5 separate regions of the Mus musculus genome follow, and regions 1, 2, 4 and 5 are each linked to region 3. A link is a loop called in an ENCODE intact Hi-C map of the cell type or tissue named here. Cell type or tissue: heart. All regions are shown on one strand. Region 1 holds the start of Kitl (kit ligand). Region 2 has its middle 27 kb from the start of Gm35533. Region 3 overlaps Gm35437 (a long non-coding RNA gene). Region 4 has its middle 63 kb from the start of Gm35437. Region 5 overlaps Gm20110 (predicted gene, 20110).

The links. Peaks named below come from ENCODE experiments on the same cell type or tissue, not always from the same donor. Only the 100,000 strongest peaks of a DNase experiment are listed, where the experiment ranks them.
Region 1: it touches region 3 in a loop (2.0-fold over the local background); 3 of 42 quality-filtered maps call a loop at or near these places.
Region 2: a loop joins it to region 3, with 2.7 times the contacts of the local background. A loop is called at or near these places in 2 of 42 quality-filtered maps.
Region 4: it touches region 3 in a loop (3.0-fold over the local background); 2 of 42 quality-filtered maps call a loop at or near these places.
Region 5: a loop joins it to region 3, with 4 times the contacts of the local background. A loop is called at or near these places in 2 of 42 quality-filtered maps.

What each region holds. Positions count from the first base shown.
Region 1 is chr10:100,013,885-100,018,884 of GRCm38, reverse strand. Kitl (kit ligand) reads right to left here and starts at 3,064. Exons shown (of 10, transcript NM_013598.3): 1 at 2,850-3,064. The coding sequence starts at 2,864. In heart, CTCF peaks have their summits at 209, 2,269 and 3,240; DNase peaks (open chromatin) are centred at 2,354 and 3,224; H3K4me3 peaks cover 3,181 bases; H3K27ac peaks cover 1,946 bases.
Region 2 is chr10:100,168,406-100,173,405 of GRCm38, reverse strand. No RefSeq gene overlaps it. Among named protein-coding and RNA genes, the nearest start is that of Gm35533, 27 kb to the right of the region's middle. In heart, a CTCF peak has its summit at 2,359 (motif pointing right); no DNase peak of the experiment used is centred here.
Region 3 is chr10:99,909,462-99,914,461 of GRCm38, reverse strand. It overlaps Gm35437 (a long non-coding RNA gene), which reads right to left. Exons shown (of 8, transcript XR_380747.2): 2 at 2,667-2,756; 3 at 1,262-1,349. Among named protein-coding and RNA genes, the nearest start is that of Gm35437, 9.0 kb to the right of the region's middle. In heart, no CTCF peak of the experiment used is centred here; no DNase peak of the experiment used is centred here; H3K4me3 peaks cover 779 bases; H3K27ac peaks cover 729 bases.
Region 4 is chr10:99,837,350-99,842,349 of GRCm38, reverse strand. No RefSeq gene overlaps it. Among named protein-coding and RNA genes, the nearest start is that of Gm35437, 63 kb to the left of the region's middle. In heart, no CTCF peak of the experiment used is centred here; DNase peaks (open chromatin) are centred at 1,639 and 1,979.
Region 5 is chr10:99,640,071-99,645,070 of GRCm38, reverse strand. The region is part of intron 1 of Gm20110 (predicted gene, 20110); the gene reads right to left. It also overlaps the pseudogene Gm18409. Among named protein-coding and RNA genes, the nearest start is that of Gm35101, 18 kb to the left of the region's middle. In heart, a CTCF peak has its summit at 3,088; no DNase peak of the experiment used is centred here.

The DNA.
Region 1 (5,000 bases), 100 kb before region 3:
CACACACACAGACACAAAGAGAAATCTCAAAAATACAAAACGCATTCGGCATCACAAACTTAAGACATACATTGTTGCCCCCCCCCCCCCCCCCCCCCGTTGCTCCTTGGGACTTGTGTGCTTATTTCCCAAATACTGAAGTCCATCCCTGGTGCTAAAGTAAATCAAAGAGTCATCCATCAAGCCCCAAGTGGCTGCTGATGGAATTTTCACACTTACTTAGCTTGACTGAAGGCTCAAAATGTCCCGGTGTCCCCATTATTCTTTCAAAGCTATCAAATTTAAATTAAAATCCCTTAAAATATTAACATTTCATTATTTTGTATTTACTGGGTAATGAAAAGCATATTGAACGGGGGTGGGGGTTATAAGGGAAGTTGGTATTGATCCCATATTTACAGTAGACTATTTTGTAACAATAGATTCTCCTCTCAGGCAGAGATAACATCAGATTTTAAAAGCAAAGAAGTCTGGATCTTGCTTGTGTCCAGTTCCCTTACACTATTCTCTCTCTACACATTCAGAGTGGCCCAGAAATTTTCTTTGCATCTCTTGGATTAGGAGATTTGACCATAGGAAAGAGAATGTAACCCCCTCCCTCACTGCAATGGGTTATTTTATTGATTTTTTTGAGCTCTTTCCAGTGTCTTCTTTTTCAGGGACAAGAATGTGAATTTCTAGAAGTAGCCTTAAAGGAAACCTTGAAGGTCATTAGATTCCACACAATGAATGCCTCCATTCAATAAGAGCACTGCCCTCTTTTTGCCTACAAACCCTTTATCAGCAGCATGCCCCCCCCCAAAGGGCCTGCACTTTAACTTGGTCCAAACAGGTCACATTTCTAAAATACTTAACTGTCTCAAATATCTCTGGTCGGCAGCACTGAGTCACTACTGCTGCCACCTCCACAGTGTTTCGGGCTAGATCGACCTCTTTCTAGTTTTCAATGGAATTATTCCATGTAATCCTATTTACACAGCCATTTAATCAAAGCGGGAAAAGAGATTACAGGGCTCGCGCTCGTTTTGCAAAGAGGGCGCAGGGATCATCAATCCTACTGACTCTCAACTGCTCTCTGCTTTGGCGTGTTGGACATTAACCTTGTCCGTCTCCTGTTTTCTTGTTTAAATAAGAAGACTTGGTTGGACTCTCTTCCTGTACCAGAGGCTGCTGCACTCAGAGCCGCCACCATTATTCATGTGAGCGGATGCTACTTTTAAAAAAAGGAATAGGTACCCCACCCTTGTTTATTATTCCACCAAGCAGAAGGCATGTACACACCAAGCAATCACGGCGAAACTTTTCTTTGTTGCAGAAACCCTTAACATCCTCATTTCAAGAGCAGGGATTTGAGGTGTGATGCTTTGGGGTAAAACTAACCTGCACGCAGGGCCAGATACCTGCCTTCCCTTTCTCCTGAGCCTGACTCAGGGCAGCTGCTCTAAGCAGAACACCTCCAGGATGCCAGGCCATGCTCCCTCCCCCTATCTGTTTCCAAGCCAGGAAAAGGTGCTTTATTCTTGCTGTTTCCTCATGGGTCGGTATCCCAGCCTAGATAGCTATTTAAAATAAGACGTCCTATGAGTAATTTAATAAATTACCTCCAACACACTGATGCCTTCATCAATGCTGAAAATGAGCACAAAACCTCCCATCCCATCCCCTTCCATACATTTCAGAAATTTACATCACCTATAGAATGGAGGGAGCAGGGCACCTGAAAGAACAGCTTTACCCAACCTGCTGCAGACAGAACACTTCAGAAAGGAAGAACCATGAAGAGGTAGCAACCGCGAGGGTAGAGGGTAGAAAGAACTATAGAGGAGAAAGAATTACTACAGTGGCTCTTTCCACACATACACCCTCCCCCGTCAACGAAGAAAAGACATAATTGTACCCCCGGGCTATGTTTTATGCATAAAGCGCAATTTAGAGACCCTGGGCATTATCTCAATAACTATCTTTAGGAGGTGCACATTAAAAAAAAAAGGAGAAGTAGGAAGAAGAAGAGGGAGGAGGAGGAGGAGGAGGAGGAGTAGAAGAAGAAGAAGAAGAAGAAGAAGAAGAAGAAGAAGAAGAAGAAGAAGAAGAAGAAGAAGAAGAAGAAGAAGAAGAAGAAGAAGAAGAAGAAGAAGAAAAGAACTTTTGCTGTTCTGTAATGGGAGAGGTTGTCTTGTCATGCAGTGTGGAAGTACTACTACTCCATCTAGAGCTTTCTGGAGGGCCCACCCAGAGCTGTGAACCCGGCCGACACCGCAGGCTGCCAAGTTTTCCCCGCCTGCCGGGCAGGTTCTGCACCCCGCCTGGCGCTGCCGCCTAGGAGCTCTGGGTTGGCTTCGCTCCAGCGGCTGAGCCCGCGTCCGCACCGCGTCCCGCGCCCACCTGGGGACTGCACAGATAAATCTGCCTGCGAGAGCGAGCGAGGGTGGCGCGTGGGAAGCTGTTTCATAATCTCCCCGAATCCACGGGGAAAGACCTCCGGTCCAAAAAAATTAAAAAATTAAATAAGAAACCCAAGCCTTCCCGGTGATAACTCCAACACCCAGGCGGAGGAAGCGTAGCCTGCATCGGCGGTTTGCCACTGACAGCTTCAAACTTCGCAGCTGCGGCTGCAAACTTGCCACAGGCTCACTCTCAGCCCTGGCTCTCCCCAGCTCCCGGGCTCACCCCTGGGGCGGCGGCTCGGGCTCTCACACCACGCCTGTCTCTCCCACACCCTCCTGGCTCACCGGGAGGGCGCAGCCCCACATGGCCTGGTTGCCGGTCCCAGAGCGCGCCGGGCTCCCCGGGGCTCCCGGAGCGATTTTCTTGGAAAGCTTCCGAGCTCCTCCCGGGCGTGCCCTACTCACTTGTGTCTTCTTCATAAGGAAAGGCAGCGCTGCGATCCAGCCCAGGCAGCGGTGTGGCGACTCCGTTTAGCTGTTCTGGAGCTCCAGCATATTGCACCAGCAGCGGCTGCAGATAGTCCCAGCATTGGGTAGCTCGAACGCAGCGCCCCGTCCTTGGCCGTTGCTTTCCCGCGGCACTCTCGGTCCCGGTGACAGACAGCAAATGAAGCCCCGGCTGCTGCGCCGCCAGCGCTTTTTATACAGCTCCCTCCCGCCCGCCCGCCAGCTCCGGACACGCCTCCTTCCCTTCCGGAGCCTCGGGGAGGAGAGCCGCGCACCGAGTCCAGGCTGGGAGACCCGGGAGCGCGCTGAAGGGCGGGGATCTTCCCAGAGGTTGGACCGATCGAGCCTGGTGCGTCCCCTGTCTGGGTACTGGCCAGAGTCCCTGAGGCACCGGGAGTCTCGGATGCCGCTGAGCAACCTGCAGTAGCTGCCCTGTGCCCGGCTCCCCAGTCCGCAGCAAGCTCACCAGCACTGTCCGGGTACCCTCGTTGCACCGCGCACAGTGGAGAGGGTCCTGGCTCAGGAGCCGCGTGGTCGGATAGACTTCACTTGGTTCTTTTCCCCTACCTCGCCTCAGGGAAATAGAACCAACAACCAAAAAAGTTTAATTACAATCCCATTGTCTTAGCTAGTTTTTCTCTTCTCTTCTTTTCTCTTTTCTTTTCTTTTCCTTTCTGTTCCGTTCCTTTCTCTTCTTTCTTTCCTTCCTTCTTCCTTCCTCCCTTTCCTTTTTCCTTTTGTTTCTCCTCAGTTACTTTAGTGAGAAAACAAGTGACTCAGGATTAAATGGTACTAAAGGAGATGCTGTTTTCAACAGTTTACTACAGAGCCTTTGGAAAACAAAATTGAAAGAAAAAGATAGCTTACTAACTGCGGGTTGTTCTCACAGAAAGGGTTTTGAAAGGTCCACTTTCAGATTAGGAAAGTTTGTAAAAATCAGAAAGCGAACAATGGCCATAGTAACACATCTCATAACATTATGTGATGGATCTTTTATTACGTAGTAGGTGTTGTGCAAGAACTATTCATAAATTATCTCTTTTGCCCATAGGCCTAGTGTGTGCCTGGTGAGTGAGTGAGTATGTGTGTGTGTGTGCGCGCGCGTGCATGTGTGTGTGTGTGTGTGTGTGTGTGTGTGTGTGTTTTCCATGTTATAGATTAAGAAATAGCCTCAAGAGGTTAATTCCCCCCCCCAAAAAAACCCCGAGAGTTGTGATTCAAATCCAGAACCTTGGACATACTGCCCTAAAAAAAAAATAATATGCCAAATAAGAATGTTCTTTTTCTCGAAGCCCTTCAATATTTTTAAAGGTAATTGAGGAAAACGAAAAGGCATTTTGTTATTTTTATAAGGAAAATATTAGCCTCAAATCCCCATCAGTAATTTTTTGGAACAAGTATGCTGTCCAGTCATTCTTATAAGAGAGGAGTATTCCAAATTTGGTTTGAGAAGCTCACTTGCCATTGTTAAAAAACAAACAAAACAAAAAGTTAATATGCCAAACTCCCTTTGCTAGTTGCCTACTTGTGCTGCGAGAATTTAACTCAGAATAAATGTTGTAAATGGTCACATGTTCATCTTACTGTTGAGGGTCAAAAGTCCAAAATGGCTATTGTTGAGGGAAAACCAGCTGTTGCCAAGACTGCATTCCTCTCCGCAGGCTGAGTGAGAGAATTCATTTCCTTGCCTTTCCCAGCTTTGAAGGCTGCCCAGGTTCCTACACTCACAGCCACCTTTATCTTCAAAGCCAGCAATGTTGAACTAAGTCTCCTATCAGACCAATCTTACCTACTGGTCTGCCTCCCTGTGCCACTTCTAAGGGATTGGGAAATTGCATTGGTTTACCTGATGATTGGTGATCCAGAAAAAAATATGTCCCACTTTAAAGGCAATTGTTTATCAATCTGAATCCTGGATTCTTGACGGAAGTGCTAGGGAGCATATATAACAGATGCCAAGCACGAGGAAGGACATGGCTACTTTGGAGCTGATATCCTGTCTGCTGCACTCATCTGCAACTTTGTGGAGGGAAGTCTGTGCTGCGAGCTCCCAACTAGAACAGTAATTCCTTCAGTTACAAGATTATTACATTTTGGTGTGGGAGACCA
Region 2 (5,000 bases), 260 kb before region 3:
ATTCTAACTTTATTATGTCTTTCTAGCAACTAAGATCATCTCTAAAAACTTTCTACCTAAAATTATTTGAATTAAATCAGGAATTCTGTAGATTCATTATCTATTTGTCTACATAGCATAATTACAAGATCTTTGTAGGTCTGTAGAAATCTGCTCAAAAGGGCGAGTCAGTACCTAGTGATTGTTACATACTCAATAATAACAAGAAAAGCATATTAATAGCAGGAATCTTTCCTCAGATACAATCTTCTTAGCCTTGCCCAGAGAAGCAAATTCATCATAGACTTAAGTCCATGAAGGAACTATCTCAGGAAGATCATCTGTTTGATTTTAGCTTCTCCTAAATGGTTCTTGGCAGTATGGAATTCCTCTTTTTGAGTTGTTGGCCAGTGGAGATATGTAGGTTCCCCAAACAGTGCAGGTTATTGCCTTTGCTCTTGGCTCTCCTACAAACCTTGATAGCAAGACTGTATTGCTGCCATGCTCACTGAGCCCTCTGAGCCAAGCCAAGCTGCCCTGAGCACCCTGCCGTCCCAGAAAGACCTTCATTCTCCTGCTACCTCTCCACCCACTTTCATTGGACCTGAGACTCCTGAAACATACAGCTCAAAGATATCCATCAGAAGCCTTCCACACCAGGATCAGCAAGGCTCATCCCACTCCCATACCTACAAAGAGAAGAACATCCAGGGTCCAAAACCAGATGGCTAAAGGCCCTTGAAAGAACACAATCAACAAAAGCCGGGGTAATATGACCCCTTCAAAGCACAGCTACCTTGCTATTGCAGGCCTTGGATATCTTAACACAACCCAAACACAGAAAATTACCTTAAATCCAATCTTATAAAGATGATAGAGGCCTTTAAAGAGGAAGCAAATAAATCCCTTAAAGACAAACAGGAAAATACAATAAAACAGGTAAAGGAAATAAATAAAATTGTGCCAAACCTGAAAGCAGAAATAAAAGCAATAAAGAAAGCACAAACTGAGGGAACATTGGAGATGGACAACCTGGGGAAGAGAACAAAAACAACAGATGCAAGCATCACCCAAAGAATACAGGAGATGGAAGAGAGAATCTCAGGTGTAGAGGATAGAATAGAAGAAATTGATATATCAGTCAATGAAAATGTTAAAGCTAAAAATTTCCTGACACAAAACATCCAGAGAATCTGGGACACCATGCAAAGACCTAACCTAAGAACAACAGGAACAGAAGAAGGTGAAGAGTCCCAGCTCCAAGGCCAGAAAATATTCTCAACAAAATCATAAAAGAAAACTTCTATGATTGCTGAATATCTGTCCAGGCCCTTCCAGTTTTTAGAGTCTTTGACCCAAAGAAAGAGATGCCTATAAACATACAAGAAGCTTATAGAACACCAACTAGACTGGACCAGAAAAAAAAAATCATCCAGGTACATAATAATAAAAACGCAAAATCTACTGTAAAGCTATGGTGAGCCTTAGCTTACCGGGGACTCCCTGAGTGAACAATGCAGAGCCGGGAATCAATATAAGAAGCAAGAGGAATTTATTGTTCTAACATGTTGGGCACACAGCTGCACATGGAGAGAGAAAATGACCATGTGAGTCCCGTCCAGCGAGCCCTTATACCATTCTCAAGGCAGCGGCCATTAGGCACAAGGTGATTGGCAGAACAGTGTGACTTCTAAATTGATTGGTCTTTAGGGAATGAGGTAGGTGAACAACGGTTTCGGAATGTGTCTACCAGCTCTGGGTCTCCCTACCCAAAGATGCAGCGGGCTGGTAGGCTGGTGGGCTGGTGGGCTGGTGGGCTGGTGGGCTGGTGGTCTGTCCCTCCTCCCTGTGGTCTGAGGAATGTAATTAGAGCCCCTCCCTTGCAGAGGGGAGGGTTGTCTATATTCTTTATGACTTCTCTTTTCCAGGAGGGGAGGAGTCCAGTGGAATTTTCTAAAGTTTCTGAGCTGACCTCTTCACTACAGAACAAAGAAAGAATATTAAAAGCTGTAAGGGAAAAGGGCCAGATAACATACAGAGGCAGACCTAACAGAATCATACCTGACTTCTCAACAAAGACTCTAAAAACTGGAAGGGCCTGGACAGATATTCAGCAATCTCTAAAAAAAACCACAGGTATCAACCTAGACTACTATACCCAGCAAAACTCTCAATCACCATTAAGGGAGAAACCAAGATATTTCAAGACAAATCCAAATTCAAACACTTTTAATCACTGTTTCTATTTCTTTAGGGTTGTGGGACTATAGTTCATGAAGCTCCACCTATAGCTGAGGAGCTACTAGCAATTAAAAGTTACTAAGGAACTAAAATCCTTTTTCTTCAGGGATATAATCCTGAAGAGGTTCCACATGCACCAGTAGGTGGCTCTACACCCATGCCCATATAGGCAGAACAAAGCCAACTCTGTGAGTTTAAAATGGAGCACATGAAATTTGAAAAAAAAAATGATTGGGGGATAGAGAAAGAACTGAAGGAGGGAAAGATGTGGGGGTGGATTTGATCAAAATACATTACAACCATGTATAAATATCTCAAATAAAAAATTGAAATTAAAGGATATACTGTTTCTGAATTGATTTGTCATAATTTAATGAGAAGAAAAATTTTTTGCAAAGTTCAATTTATTGAAGACATATGAAAAGAAAAATATCTATGCACACATCTATCAATTTAAAATATCTTCCAAAGAAAATTCTGGACATCTTTGGTATTTATTTCAAACATTTAAAGGAGTTGCAGCATCAGTTTCACACTATTCTGCTAGTACCTTGAGCCTGGGAGAGAGGAAAATTAGCTCTCATTCAGGACTGGGCACAGCAGTTACTTCTCAGCACTTTGCCCAGTTGTGAGTTTCTACATTCACTGTGGTCCACTGCAAACAGAAACTTTTCTCACCAAGGCAGAGAGCAACATGAATCAAATTGTTGGTTCCTATATGGGCTCTCTTGAGTTTATTCCACACCCCTGAGAGGTTCTTGGTGGTGAAATGATTCACAATTTTAGCATAGATTTTTTTTTAATTTCAAATACTTGGAAAGGCATCTTAGGCTCTCTCTCTCTCTCTCTCTCTCTCTCTCTCTCTTTAAGAATTATTTATTTTATTTGACATGTATGGGTGTTTTGTTTACAAGCATGCATATGTACCATGTGTGTGGGTGGTACCTGCAGAGGTCAGAAGGAACCAGATTCTCTGGAACTAGAGATATAGATAGTTGTATGACTATAGATATAGATAGTTGTATGACTATAGATATAGATAGTTGTATGACTATAGATATAGATAGTTGTATGACACAATGTAGGTGTTGGGAACAGAACCCAGGGCTTCTGCAAGAGTAGCATGTACTCCTAACAGCTGAACCATCATTTCAACACATTGGCAACCCCCATCTATTATATCACTCAGGAAACCTAGAATGCACATAAAATATAATGTTTGGAAAGATTTGGATAGGTCTATTGGTCATTATTGGAATTAATTTGCACTTACATTTAACACTGTATTTACATAATCATATGTAAAATAATGGATCAGATTAAAGTCATTAAGCAGAAAAAACAAGTTCTGGAAAATCTATATGCTATAATTTGATTTTTATTCAACAGCAAAAGATTTTTATGTATATGTATATACAAGACTAGACAATGTGTGGTCCACAATATGGAGACTAAAAGGCACATATGGGCAATTAACATTTGCATTAATTAAAACTAAGTTATAGTCATAAATAACAGGGAAACTTTAAAATACATAAACATATGCAAGTATAATTTGTCAGTTTATGATTTAAAATTGAAACCTAAATAAATAATAAATGCATAAAGTTTTTATTTTAAATTAATCGCCTCAGTCACATTAACCACAATACCATACTAAATAACATCAGATAACTTCTATCACTGTAGAAATTTCTGTTTGCCATTCCTGCATTAGGAAATTCTGGAAATTACACACTAAACTCACAGCATCAGGGCTGGAGAAAAGTACGAAGTGACCATTAGTATCTCACTGTACATTTCTGATCATTGGTTTATTTAAAACATATGTATGACTAAGCAGTTCTAACTAGGTAAAGTTGAACTCAAGTTTCCTGCATGACTCCTATGCTTGGGCTGTGTCTTTTGAAGCCTTGTTACAACAATTTCTCCTATTCTTTGTAGCCAAGGATTTGGCAAGACATTCAAGGCCTACAGTTGAAGTTTTAATCTTCACCAAGTGATAGGACACGCACATGATTGAGGAGTGATGTTCAAATACTTGAAAGATATGAAAACATGTAATTAAATTCTAACCTTTCCTATTAGGCTTCCCATCCCCATCACTCATAGCTGATGACAGAGCTGTGAACATTGTGGTTGTTCAGAGCTGTTTCTGTGTTTTACTAGTGGTCTTTAGTTTAGTCACTGAGGCATAGCTAGACCTCTGTTTCTCTTTTCTTTACAAAAATGATGCTAAAAAGAAATCATTCAGTCTTACCCTTCTGCTCTCTTTTATTACTTTATCAAGTTAATTTATGTATGAACTTGCTCCAGGAAACTACAGGTCAAAGAATTGTAAGATAAATGATACATACAGAAAATGCCCCTGCCTCCTCTCATCTGGTCTCGCCTCCTGAACAAAATATTCGAAACAAGAACCTTGGATCCACTGATGTTGCCTACCTAGATGCTACTTAGAGTCACACATCTCCTGTGACAATGTTATGACTCCAAAGAACTACAGAGTAAATATGGGTCTAGAAACCTAAGTGCAATACATATTATTCTGTAATGTTCCCTAGAGAAAATTGGAAATACACATTTTCACAAAGGAAAGAACAGGTCTGTTTAAAGAGTTGCACACAACATACAAATATGTAAAGCCCATGCAGGGTCAGAACTTTTTAAAAGCGCATGTAGAAACCAAAAGACTGTAATTTTAGTACATTTGGTAGAGGATCGGCAGCTGATACCAAAGCTACACACCACCAGAGCAAAATCAAGAAATTTCACCTCTT
Region 3 (5,000 bases):
AAGCTTCAAGGCTGCAGAATTAAAATTTGAAGTCAGTCTATGGCGTCCAGGATAAAAGGAAAGAACTGCATCAAAATAGACGAAATGGTGGAGAAACTTCAACTTTGCAAGAAGTTACCAAGCAATGTTGGTTTTGTAAATGTCAGCTGAAAAACTTATGGAGGTGCCAAAGGGTCAGCCCTGAAAACAGTCATCCAAGTTACATTACATGGATTGAACAGGTTATATTTAGTAAAACACACACACTCACACACACACACACACACACACACACACACACACACACACACACACACACACACACACACACATTCCCATGCACACACACATGCACACATTCTTGCATGCGTGCACTCTGGAGCATGCTCAATCACACACACACACACACACACACACACACACACACACACACACACACACCACACACACACTCAAACACACGCATGCACGCAGGCATGCATTCATGCAAGCATGCACTCTGGAGCATGCTCAGTGACAGTGAAAAAGGACGCTGTGACTTTGAAGAGTGGGGAGAAGCATATGGGAGGGTTTTGGGGGAGGAAAAGGAAGGGAGAAATGTAATTATATCATAATTTTGAAAATAAAATTTAAAAAAGGAAAAAAGTCTTAATTTTTGAGTTGATGTGCAATTGGTGTAATTGAGGAGACCTGATTGGGGGTGGGGAATGGGTCATTTTACCCCCGCTATTTGCTACAGTGTTCGTTGTAATAAATTTCTTGTGCTGCTCCCTCTTCATTTTCTCCTCTCCTCCCTGTCCTCCCCACCCCGCTGACCCCATATCTCTTGACTGTGTTAAAACCCGAACCTCAGTCACTAAGCTGGGCTTTGATTTCAAGTCGAGATTTTTTTTGTTCTGTTTTGTTTTACTCATCTGGTCCCAGAAGGAAAGAAATCGTTTAAAATGTCCACAAAGTTCCTCCTCTTCATCTCTTCTCGAGAGCCTCTCAAAATTGTGTAGCGAGGTCCCAGAGTGACCAGTGCTGGCTCTGCAAAGAACGAGCTTTGCTTAAGGAAAATGTTTATAGTTCACTCCCTGGCTTCTTCCAAAAATGGCTTTAAGCTACTTAGGTAATTGAAGAACAAGGAAAGCTGTTCTGTCCATGCAGAAGGTTTCGTTTCATTTGAAAACAGCAGTTTCTGCCGTTCCAGCTGGGTTGGGCTGATACTAGGTAGAAAATGCCGTCTATCCCGAGGAGCCAAACGTAACCAAAAGTCAAAAGATAAACATAATGCACTTACTACAGCGTTGCTGTCCACCCATTTGAAGACTGTCTTTACCCTCAGGGCAGGCACCGATATGTCTGTGCTTGATGCGGCGCTTGCTTTACTGATAAAGTTAAACAAACAGGAAATGAATCTTTAGAGCGTCTGTGGCAACGACAGTACATGTTCTCTGTCCAAATTGATCAAGCATAAACCAGAGAGAGATTTCCTTTCTGAACAACCAACATTTTTACATTTTCAATACGGTTTGCTTCGTTCTTTCAACGGAGCCAATGAATTAAAACGGCGTTTAGAGAGTTAATAACGTCTCCAGTCTAGAGCAAACACTGAATTTGAGTGTTGGGTGTGTTTGCCTAATGCTTTTCTGTATGTTTCTATTTTGTGGAACTTGCCATGTAAATGTAGGTCAAATGGAAAGATGTTTCTTTTGCTTTCTCTAAAGTCATTTTTAATTTCGTTTTCTTTTTATCTGTGCTATTTCTGCTTCCCTTGATGCTTAAGGTGCCAAAGTAGCTGAAGAATGTCAAAATATATTGCCCTAGATAAGTGTATTGCTAACTATTATTATACCATATAATTAAAAGTCCTGCTGAATTCTACAAAGATACTCAGTACAAATCTTGATAATAACTTAGGTCTTTTAGCTTCAGTATATTCTACATCCAACACCAATAGTCAATTCATTTCTATATAAAATAAAAATTGATTAAAACATTTAACTACTCTAAACTTATTGGGTATTAGCTCTTCAAGCTCTGCTACATATTTAATAAACATTATTTCACTTAAACAATAGGAAGTAATACTAACATTAAGGTCCAATGAAAAGTGGTAAGATTACTGAAGAACTCTATTTAGTAATATGACTTAATTCTTCTATAGATGGATCTAAGATGATATGTACAACATGGTACCAACTTTACAGAATAAAAAAATGGAATTTGGTGTCTTTGGGATTTCATAGACAATACATATCCATAGTTATTAAAGCTCTTAGTTAAGACTTTCTCTTTGAATGGCTACTATACCTACTTAACATTGTGCTAGTTCTAAGTCCATGATGATAATACGGACACATTTTACTAACCTATTTGCTCCCAAAGAATAGACAAACCATTTCAACATGGTGCCTCATAGTGGTGGTATCCTCAGGGATCTAGGGAGCCCACTGGCAAACAGCATCTATTTCATGGGTGTAGAATGTGTGGTGTGGAGAAAATAGTTTCTGAGAAGGGATGCCACCTGAACTGCAAGTTGAAGGATAAGTAAGAATTTCCATTGAAAAATACATTCTAGAAAGAAGGATAGGTGTGATCAAGCTTTGGACTCAAAGCCTACCTGACAAGTTCTAGGCTGCCCAGGTGTAGCCAGTAGGAACGAGAAGGATACAGTAGGGAAAAGTGAATCAGGAGAAGGGTACCTGGGTTTGCATCCTATGTTGTTTGAAGTTTTGTTCTGAAAGTGTTGGGAGTATTCAAGAGTCTTCAGGCCCAATCAATATCAGCAGATGCTGGAATGTTGTGGAAAGAGAAGGAAGAAAAAGGAATAAATATGAAGCCATTATGGCAAATGCAATAACATGACCCAACTAAATCATCAACCATAAGACTGGAAAAGAGAGGACAAAAGCCCAAAATATGAAAGTATAAAAATGAAAATATTTGGCAAATGACACTTGAAGAAATGGAGAGACAACTGAGGAATGTAGGATAACTTCCAAGCTTCTGTGGGCCTTTGGTGAATGCTAGATTTTGTGTAAAGTGAGAATCAATGAGATAGGACAAAATCAGCCACATACCTCATGCAGACTAGCCTGATGTGCCTTTAAAATAGGAAGTGGATCAATTCTATGGACAGTTCAAAAGAGCAAGTCTTGGCTTTTGAACTGTCCATAGAATAGCTGAGATGCCAAGAACTGTTCTAATACCTAAACAAGTCTCTGTGAATTACCTGGGAATGGATCATCGTCATTCTCTACTATGACCATTGTCATCTAGAATCATACACTTCAAATTAAATAGTGAGTTTGTTTGTAGAGTAAATGTTAGAGGCTTAGATTCCTGTGGGAGTCCACTATTTCATCTAAAGGCTAAGTGGCTGTTGAGGACTCCTTGCACATTTGAGCATTTGCCGAGGCTCTCGAAGTTGGCCCCATCCTCATCTCATTCATTCTCTAACATGATGTATCAAGAATGTAAGAGAGGATCCTCCATTTGGAGAGCTGGGTATGTAGACACTAGCGCTCAGTGTACTCAGTTTCTGAGCCTTTCCCATTAGTCGTTCCTTTTTGAGTGAGAATAGCTAGGGAACTCTAGAAGACACAGGTTTAGGCTCTCCTAAATGAGAGTTCGGGTTAGAAAGGGGTAACTTCTTAGATGTTTATCTTACCATGGGAGAACATTCATTGAGAGGACTAGACCATAAGGCAAACTGGATGAGAAGAAGGACAAAAGGTTGGCCATCAAGTATCATGCTCCACATTTAAGGAAGAAACCCAATGGCCAGAACAAAAGAACTCCTCAGCAGAGCTAGCATGGCCCGTAAGGGTCTCAGAGACACACAATGAGGGGATTCTGCAGCAAATAAGAGGCAGAGGGTGCTTAGAGATGGAAGGTAACATGGCAATTTCCTACCGTGCACATCCAATAGAAGAGTTGAGCAATCTGAGCCATGTCTACCAGCAGGCAGATAACTATGAGGCACACACCCCTCTGCTAATGCCCAGAGCTTATACAAGCACCCCACTCTCACACCTCAGTATTTAATCACCCTAGAGAGATGATATAGGAAGAAAGGAAGCATATGCCCTTAGATGAATCTTATAAATGATTAATATTTTTCCCTTAATCTATCCTAAAACAGACCTAACTAAAATATCTTTGAAGGAATGTTGGTTATACTGTCACATAGGGTTCAGGCTGAAAAGATTAATGTGGTTACAGAACTCAAAAGTAGGTAACTGTGGTGAACAGTGAACGTGACTCCAGAATTACTGTCAGGACATGGCAGCAGGCTGGAGGCTAATGAGTCATGGTGTGGAATTCTGCAAACAGATGGAAAGAATGTGGCATTAAAAAGAGTCATCCTGCAATCCCAGCACCTCGGAGCTGGGGGCAGGAGGTTTAAGTCCAGCCTGTGCTACTTGAGACCTGCTTTCAAACAGTCAAGCAAACACATACAAATGTGAATCTTTTGCTAGGAAACTTGGGGCAAATTAGTTGGTTTCACTGAGCTCTAGTGTCTTCCTATGTAACACGCCATATGACTCATCTTTCTAATATCTGCAAGCAAGATCTCTTTTATCTTATATTTACTTCTAACTGTTCTCAAAGTTCCTTTTTAAGTGTTAAATTTATTGGTGGGACCCATTAAGTCTTGAAGAGATGGATCAACTTTACTGTGCTTTTGTTTCTGTTTTGTTCTTACGACCAACTGTGGTTTTCAAAAATTACCTTTATTTTTCCCTAAATTTAAACATGTGATTTGAAGTTATTCTCTTCCATTTGCTTTCTTGGGCTTTGTCTTCTTCTAAGATCCTAAAATTTGATCTTATCTTCATTGATTTTCTTGATTTAAAAATATATTCATAAATATGAATATACTTCAGGATGCCATTTATTTGTAAATACAATTTTCATTCACCTTGGTACTAAAATATTTATATTGTGAAGCTAGAAACAGTTATAACCCCCAGTTTAACATAATTATAGCTTATTTTATTCCTTGGGTCTGATGTGTGACTTTTTATTTTTGC
Region 4 (5,000 bases), 72 kb after region 3:
AAAATTCCTTGGATGGGTGTGGTTTCGCCTCTGTAATACAAGTGAGGAGACTCTGCTAGTTGCTGAGGTCCATACATGCAAAAAGCTAAGAAGCTCTGGCATCTCCTCAGGGGACTTGGGTTCTTAGGCATGCCATAGGATGTCATCTGAAAACGCAATCTTTCTCCTGGGGAGGAATTTCCAGAAAGCCAACTGGAAGGACAGGAGTAAAGCAGGAATCAGACACTTTGTCCCATAAATGACCAGAGAATAGTAAGGTTTTTTCATTGGGGTCTTTATAACAACTCAGCTGTCATAGGAAAAAAGCAATACATGGACGATGGGCAAATGAGCATGATCTATTCTAAAACGCTGCATTCATAGCCCCTGACATTTGCATTTGGTTTCATCCTCACATGTTACAATCTATTATTCCTTTACACTAATTTTAACGTTAAAAAGGGAAAGCGGTTTTTAGATAGCAAGAGCATACGTTAATGGTCAAAGCTTCGAATTTCAATCGTCGCTATAGTTTGCTGTCCTCTGTTCACAAACTACAGAGTCTGTGCCCCGATGAAAGGCAGCGTGGCAGTTCTGCAGGCAGTCCAAGGCATTGTAAGCAAAGGAAGTAGCAGTTGGCAGAGACATAAGTAGGTGACCGAACAGGACTGCTTTGAAGAGCCATAAACAGAGCCATTGGCATTTAGGGCTGGAGGGGGGTGGAAACACAGGCAAAGGAACAGAAGATTCCTGCGAGCCCATGCTGGGAATTTGACCTTCACTGTGTGGGCAGTTGTGTGTGTGTGGGGGGCGGGGGAGTCACTGTGGAATTTGTGGTTTACATTTTGAAAGTGTCTCTCTAGTAGCAAGGTGAGAAACTGACAAAAGTCACTCTAAAGAGATGGAAGGAAAGGCAGGAAAGCACTTAACAGCTCCAGCTAACACTTACCAACTCCAGTAGTTGAGCCAAAGGCCATGTGAATGGGCTGAGTCATCTGTCCTGTCTTCCCCCTACCCATCATGTCCTTTCTAGACTCAGTACCATTTCAGATGATATTTCTGTCTCTGGAATTCCTTTCCTTCTTTCGTCACTTAAACCCTTCTACCCTTCTGAGTTCCATTCTGTCGTCCCGTCTCTAAGAAAACCTGTGCTATAAGTCGTCTTACACAGGAGGACTTAGCTTCCTTAATAATCGTACTTGGGACATTGGCTACAAGTAGTTCTGCTGTGCCAGACCATAAAGCCACGTGCCTACCATATTACCTATGGCTGCAGTATTTACATTAGAGAGAAGCTCAGTCAATAAGCAGAGAGGGCATGAGGTCAGAAGGGGATAGTTACCACACAGAAACTGACTGGGATCACTTGACTGAACGGTTGACAAAGAGAGAGACCACTCACAAAGGGGATTTCCTAGATTTGCCTCAAAATATTGAGTGGGACAAACAGAGAGAATGCAAGACAGAGATCAGTTTTGAAGCAGTTGTGGAAATGACTTTGATCATGTCATGTCTCCCAAATGATACTTGAGGAGGTTCATCAGTAGACTGGTATCTGTTTCCCACCACGAGAACACAAGTCCTGACACTGGCAGACGCAACAGCACACATTCATAACTTGACCTCCTGCTTTGAACTCTTTCCAGGAAGCACGTGCCCCAAGAGTCAGAATTCCCTTCCAGAAATACCCTTTTCCTTGTGTGTTCTGCCTGCTTCCAATACTGAAGAAAACATCTGTGCTCTCCACTTAAACCGCTAGCCTAGCCGCTTTTTGCTAATTCACCACTTTTCCCATAGCCCCTGACTTCCCGCCATGAATATTCTCTGATCCAAATAGCACCTCATTTTTCGTTCATTTCCACTGTTTTGTTCCTTTTCTACATGCTTTTCTACCCTGCTTCCCGTTTTCTTTTTTGGCATGCCCAAAGCTCATCTTCCTGTAGAAGCCAATTTAATGTCCATCTCTTCCTCAGTACTTCCTGAGGCCTAGTACATAATCCTTTGTCCCCTTCCTTGAATTGTCTTAACCCGCATGGACCTGTTGCTCTGATAATAATACTTCCTTCTGCTCTGGGGATGTAGCTCAGTCACAGGCCTTACATAAGGAGCCCATAGATTTGATCCCTAGGATTACGGTATCATAGCATGTGGGCTTTATAAAATATTATACCCAGAACCATTGTTTTACAATTATGAATTATTGACTGAGCTAAAAGTAAGTTTCAAACTCTTTGTACTTTAAAATATACAAATAACCAATTTGAAAGGGCTATTGCATGACTAATAAGAAATCACATGTGTTTGTGCTACTCACCTCATATTATTATCATCATTAGTATTTGTGTTTCTAGAAAATTTCCTCTAGTCACATTACCACCTCAGTAGCAATAGGTCTTTTTTTTTTCTCACACATAGATTTTTATCTGGAAATTGTTTTATCTTGTGGCTTGATTCCACTTGCTAGGGTGTGTGTGTGTGTGTGTGTGTGTGTGTGTGTGTGTATTCCACATCCTTTCAGAAGAGTCATCTAAAAGCCAATGACCCTGGTTTTTATTTAATCAGAAGTCAAGTAAAAATATATTGAGCATATAAATCACTTGAAATTCCATATTATCCAGTAAAAGTTGAAGATACATTGCCCTGCCTGTAAAGATTTAATGTTTGGCAAGGAAGCCCTAAACATGTGGCATAGAAAAGAAAATGAGCTGAATCTTGATTTGGAAAAACCCTACTTGTGGCTACCAGATCCGTGGGCTTAGGTTTGTCATTCAGTGGTGAGGTCCAGGGGGTTGTTTATATCAGGAAGTAATAAGATTTACTCTGAACAGATTTGGGAGAAAGATTAACATGCGTGATCTGAGAGAATGGGAGGAGGTTGGGGGTTAAAAGCTTAAGCCAGGATGCTCAGGAAGATGAGGAAAAGAAGAGGCGGTGAGAACCTAGTCAAAACTAGAGGTGATTACCAAAGACTTATTAGTTGGTAATGTAATTAAAATATATTTTTTATAATTAATTTTTGAGAACTTTATGCATAATTACTGAATTTACTTGATTTACAACCCTCCCTCTTCCTATTACAACTCCTTCTGTGTTCCTCTCTCTCAAACTTACCACCTCTTCTTTAATTATATGTGTATGTATATATTATATATGATGTGTATATCTATTATATATATATGTGTGTGTATGTATATGTATATGTATATGTATATGTATATGTATATGTATATGTATATGTATATGTATATGTATATGTATATGTATATGTATATGTATATGTATATGTATATGTATATGTATATGATGTATAACCTGCTGAGTCCATTTAATGTTTCTTATACGTATTTGTTTAGGGCTAACCTCTGGGGATTGGGTAACTCATCAAAGACTCATGCATAGAAAAGTTTGATTCTCCCTCTGTTAGTAACCATTAATCACTTATAATTCTTTCTGTAAGGGTAAGGATTTGAGACATTTCCCCAGACACCCTGGCACACGAAGTGATGCCATTGCACAAGTTTTGTTTCTGTGACTTTCTCTCTGAGATTTCATGGTCAGCTTCCCTGCCACATATGGAAGACACTATCCCACAGCCAACTTTCTGGTCTTCTGGCGTTTACGATTCTTTGTCCCTGTCTTTTGCAATATTCTCTGACTGGGAAGTGTAGGGGTTGGGCTGTGGATGTATTACTTGGGGTTGGGCACCCCATGGTCAGTTCTTCTCTGCCTTCTGACCAGTTGTGGATTTCTGGGGTGGTCTTCACCTGTGGTAAAAGGAAACATCTTTGCTGGGAGATGAGTGCTATAATTATGGTTGTTATAAGGACCAAAATCTGGAGTGCAGTTAGAAATTATACTGGTTCAGGAAAATGGCAGCAGTGGGCTCTCCTCTAGGGTCTGTGACCACCCTAGCCATGAGGAGTTAATTTGCAGTAACCATGGAAACTAGGGAAGTTAAAAAGTGACCATGAGGGTCAGGTAGGAGTGGGTGAGGGGTGGGGGTTGGTGGAAGGGTGTGTGTGTGTGGGAGTTCTACAGAGGGAGATAGAACATAAATGTCACCAGATTGGAAATGAGAAAAATGGGGGCAGAAAATTTGATTGGGATGGGAGAAAGAAGGTAGCACAAAGGGAAAGAAAGGAAAGAGAGATAAAGAACAAAAAGACATTTAAGAGAGACATGGGGAAACATTTTCTATTTACTTAGAATACATTAGATATAACTAATATATATATTTATATTTTATATTTATACTTATATGTTTTATTTGCACATGTATATATTAACATGTACAATTTATATATAAACAATGTATATTAATAGTTTATGTTTGTATTATGTTTTATTTATACATGTATACATTAACATATATAATTTATACATAAATAATATATAATATATAAATATGCGTACATTTAAATGAAGGTATATCATTTGGCATCTGGGGTGATAATGCTTCCCACAAGAGCCTTAGACTATCTAGCGAAACACTCAGTGCGAGACATGGGAAACATGCCTTTGAGTTGTTGGTCACAGGAGTAAAAAAGACTCTTGGGAAAGATATGTTATTGCGTGGATCTCAGAGAGCTCGCATAAAACAGCATGAATTCTAGGACACATGCGCATTGTAAGACTTGTAGAAAACCAAGAGAAGGAACAGCACAGGCAAGCTGAGGAGTGACATCATGACGAGATGTCCCTGGTAGCTGTGTGCCTCCTGTCCTCACAGGAATTCCAAGGAAGGGGCAAAGTCTGAGAGTAGCTTTTCTATTAGTGCTTCTGGCTCCCAGAGAGATACTTGTAATTCTATTTGCCTTCTTAATATACCATTTGTCTTACTACTAACATCCTCGGCATACCTTGAATATATATGGACTGTCTAAACACAACAACTGCCAGAAAGCATCTTTATTTATAAATTCAATTTAACGGTAACACATCAAAGATTTCTTGATGGATTTCACTTTTCCCTCACACCATGGGTCTGCCTTCTTAAATTTTGAAAAACATTCTTTCTCTTC
Region 5 (5,000 bases), 270 kb after region 3:
TTTTCTTCCCTGAAAATCGGGTTTGATATTGAGGGCTTATGAAAATATTTTGGCACTTAACATACAGCCAAGGATATCTAAAAACTGTCATCCAGCATTGGCTACTAATCGTACAGAAGTATTTCAAATATGCAGTGGTAGAGCCTCAGCAAAGGTGTTTCCAAAGAGGTTTACCCTTACCCGAGGAGGGAAGACTGAACAGCTAGGATTACAGCCTAAATACGGTTAAAATGTTTAATGGTGGTAGGGTATAAAATATCTTCCCAGTAGATTGCACAAAGGCAAAGAATGAGCAGCCAGTGTGTTTAACTGCTGAGCCATCTCTCCATCCCAGGTTCAATAACATCTTAATTTAAATATTTACTTCTTTTTCTAAGTTACTACTTTCAGATATAATAAACCAAGGAGTGAAGTTTGCACTCTCTATTAGTATTCTTGCCTTCTAATATCCACATAGAATATTTTCCTGTTCATATTCTAGTCAACTGGTGCTTCGCTTGGTCAAAACTACATTTTCTGACCATTGAAAAATCAAAGACATATCCATTATCTTAATCTAGGGTCTAAGTTTTTGTTACTATTGTTTCAAATTGTCACAGTTATTTCATTTCAACTATGAAGATGGATGACTTCACAGCGATAACTATGAGATAAGTAATCAGTCATTGTCGAGCATATGTATGAATTTTGCATAGCAACAAATCTTATGCACAGAAAAGAGTAAAAATTGTTCCCAGGATTTTTTTCCATTATTTTATTTATTTATTCACTGTACATCCCAATCACAATCCCCCCTCCTCCCGGTCCCCACACACATACAGCCCCTCCACCCATCCCTCTCTTCTCCTCTGAGAAGGAGGAGGATACTAGCCCCTCTGGCACATCAACTCACTGCAGTACTAGACACATCCTCTCCCACTGAGGCCAGACAAGGCAGCCTGGTTAACAGAACAGGATCCACAGGCAGGCAACAGAATCAGGGACTGCCCTGCTCCAGTTGTTGGGGGACCTGAATAAATACCAAGCTTCCTGTCTACTACATATGAGCAGGGAGGCCTAGGTCCAGCCCATGCTTTCTCTTTGGTTGGTGGTTCAGGCTCTGGGAGGCCCCAAGAGCCCAGGTTAGTTGACTCTACTGATCTTCTTATTGAGTCTCTATCCCTTCCATTTTCCTCAATTCCTCCGCCAAGTATTCCGCAAGATTCTCCAAGCTCCGTTTAATATTTGGCTGTGCTTCTAGGATTTAATATACTTCTTACAGCCCGAGTTATAAAGGATGAACTAGATTCATTCCTGTGTTTTAAAATGATTCCTCCATCTTTCTGGCCAGTGGCAAACCTTTGGTCTTCAACAGCAGAGTATAATTGTTGCGGTTTGGGTATAGATTTCTATGCTGCCTTTGCTTCATACAGCTTTGGGTCCTGGGGCTTCTTTTTTAGTCCTTGGTTCTTCATGGACCACATAAGAGTAACCATAACTCATAACGTATAGGCTCTCTGAAGAAATTAAGATTCAATTCAGAAAAAACATGAAATATGATCTTCAAAACAGAGTAAGCCCAAAAAATGTAAGGTATTACTATTAAGGTGGCAATTATCGTATTACAGCAACATAACACACAACGTGTTATACATAGTAACAGAAGTGTATAACATACACTACAGAGGCACAGTACTCACATATATGATATATACCAGGCTATGGTACATATGCATATACTTAAGTTCATGCACGCACATATGCATGCACTCACGCATAGACACACAAACACACACACACACACACACACACACACACACACACACACATGTCTGTTCCTCAGAATCTGCAAGGAAATAATTCTAGTTCATTCCCCTTAGGCCATCAAAATTTGAAGCTCTTTAAATTCTTTATTTAAATAATATGCTATTTGTATACAACCTACCCACATAGTCCAATATACTTTACTTCATCTCTGCATCATTTCTAATGCCTAATACAACACAAATGCTACGTAAAAGTTATTACCACCTAGGGAATAATCACAAAACGTGTTTTTTCATATTTAATAAACACACAGTTGTTTTACAAATACTTTTGCTCTTTAGCTGGTTGAATCTAAGGCTACAAAACTCACAGGTAAATAGGGTAGATAGTATTATGTGTATATCATGATATATGCATTATTTGTAAATAATATATTCCTAAATATAGCATATGTTATTGTCATGTATGTAATTATACTGATGTGACTATTATTATAACCCCCTTCTTTCTGTCCTTACACATACAGAAATATGGCATCAAAAGGGCTACTTGATAACTTAAATTCACCTTCATTGCTGCATTCCCAAAGTTAAAGTGATAATAATTAACTGTCAGATATTTTCCCGCTTTCAACCAGTAGCTCTAGAGAGCACACACCCTCATGCAATAAATTTGATTGGAAACTGCATCATAAAAGATGATGCAAGCCACTTTTTTCTTCCTGATAGTTGAGAGTTTCTAACTGCCTGAAAATGGGCGTCAGGTTCTGCCCTTCATTGAGTGTGTCTTCCATTCCTTTATTTCAGAATGCAGTTTAAGATGTTGATGTCTGCAACCATATAAATAAAAACCTGAGTCCCTAGCCTCACAGGTAGGTATGCCTACAAGGAAGCTTCTAGTTTGTTGCCTTTGTAGTTCTCTCCTGTTCTTGCACCCAGAAGGGTGAGTATATGTGGTTGCAAGCACGGACACCATTTTTGAAACACTTTTTTTTAAAGCAAACAAACAAAATCCACTTATTATTCACTTATGTTCGTTTGATCACTACCTTCTGGGACTTAAACCCCTTCACCTGGAGTTTAATGAACACTTCCTACAAAGGAAAGAATTAATGGCTAACCATACTACAGAGAAGTTAGCTTATTTTAAAAATGTCATCCTCTTTGTAATGCAGATCTATGTATATGGACCTCTCTGGGAAAATACAAAGATAATAAGCAAACGAAGGTCAGCATAGTGAATGGGGCGAGTTTTCTCTTCTGGGTACCAGCCAACTGAAAACACTTCCGTCTGCTTTGCAGCGCCAGAGGAAGCATTCTCATCTTCTGCACAAGAAGGACGACTAGTGGTCAAAGGGCGCGTTCTCCGTTCGAAGTTAGAGCCTGCACCCCACAGAACTGCAGTGCAGTCGGCTTTTCTGGTCCTTAGTTTCCATGTATCACTGAGGATAATGAGGCCAGGAAGAGGAGAAGGAAATTAATTACTCAAGGTTCTCTGGATATTTTGTGTCAGATCCAGGTCTTTTTCTTCGATTTAATTTTCTTTGGTTGCGAAGGTGCCGGGTAAGATAATTAGACCAAATTCCTTTGATAGAATTTAGAATTTGGGTTTTTTTGTGAAAGGACGAGTTTTAACCAGTGTGGGAAACAAAAAGAGTAAGAACTTGAGAATAGCTTGGTTAAAGAATTCTAATGAAGATTTCTCTTAGTTTCTGACAGTCTCGTGACTCTCTGAAAAGATGTATAGTCTGTGTATATTCTGTCTTGCGCATGTGCTCTGAGACATCTTCAATGGAGTCATTGTTGAGCAGGTAAGTAGAAACTTAACCAAGTTCTCAGTCCTTTACTCTACACACACAATCATCTCATGAACCTCATAGCCAAAGACCTACATACCTTGGCCATAACTGAACGCTGTCATTAATGCCTGATTCTGGAAGTAGTTGTGTACCAGCAAGCTCCTGAGTTTTTGTTAAATTTAATACTTTCTCTGAAAACTTGGAAGAGTTAATAGGCGATGTGTATATTTAGAAGGAATTGTTTAAAGTTCAGAGCTGAACCAAAGATCTCTGCGACTCAGCTAAGCATTTTCTTTTCATCTCTGAGTGATTCTTAAGTCTAACTTGAAACGACCCTGTGGGCAGAGGACTCCCACACAAGAGAAAAAAAAATCTTCCTTGAGGTGAGAATGCAAAAACAATACAGAGTGTCAAAGGAGAACTGAGAAACGTCCCCTTGAACCAACTGAACTGAGTCATTAGCCAAGAACGGTTTGTGAATGAAGGAATTCTGGTATTTCTGACCTCCCACTCAACGACATCCCAAACTTCATTCTTTTCTTGTTCACAGCTTCCAAACACTGTCTCCACAGTAACCATACTCTCAAGAAAGAACAACACGTGCAAACGTCTGAGACGATGATGTATTCACCGTTAACTTTAGTCTGGTGGGCTGCTTATTTTTGAGACGGAGTCTTGCTATGCAGCCCAACTTAGCCTCCAGCTCAAGGTATGTCGGCCACCTGAGTGCCGGGATTACATATGTGTGTTACTACAATTTTCTCTATGAATAACTTTGAAGAGTACAAAATTCCACAGGTTTCACCAAGCACAAGGAAAAGTCTCCTGGGAGAGATGACTGTAGAAGGGAACTCTCACAGTAGAAGATACTGGACTTGGTGCAACCTGTTCCATGCATGAAGCTTCTTGTATACTCATTTGAAAATATTCTTCTTCTATGAGAAGTAGCAAGCACTACCAACTCCCTGCCATATAGCAATGGTAAATGGCCTGTCCTACATGAAGTGCTGGTGGTAGCTAACTGTTAGGAGAATGGACTTAAGCACTTCTCAACATGAAGCGTATCCAGTGTGCCTTGAAGTATACTGGATGTTGGCAGCATCAGGAAAACAAGGCCTAGAGTGTGGACCTGTAGTGCTAGTTACTCCAGAGGCTGAGGCAGGAGGATTACAAGTTGAGCTTGTGAATCTGGGCTACCAGAGAGTACAAAAGTGGCCTGGGAAATTAACAGGTTCCATTTCTAAATTTTAAAATGGCTGGTTTATAATACAGTGGTAGAACACCTATACAGTACACACAAGGCCATGGTTTAATCTACAATTGAAAGGAAGAAAGGAGGGGGGAGGGGGGAAGGAAATCATTCCAATATATTCAGCAGTCGAAACTAAAGGGAGAATTTGAGTGCACTGCTTGGCACACTTAGTACCTGCTTTTCCAGCAGAATTGTTGATAACAT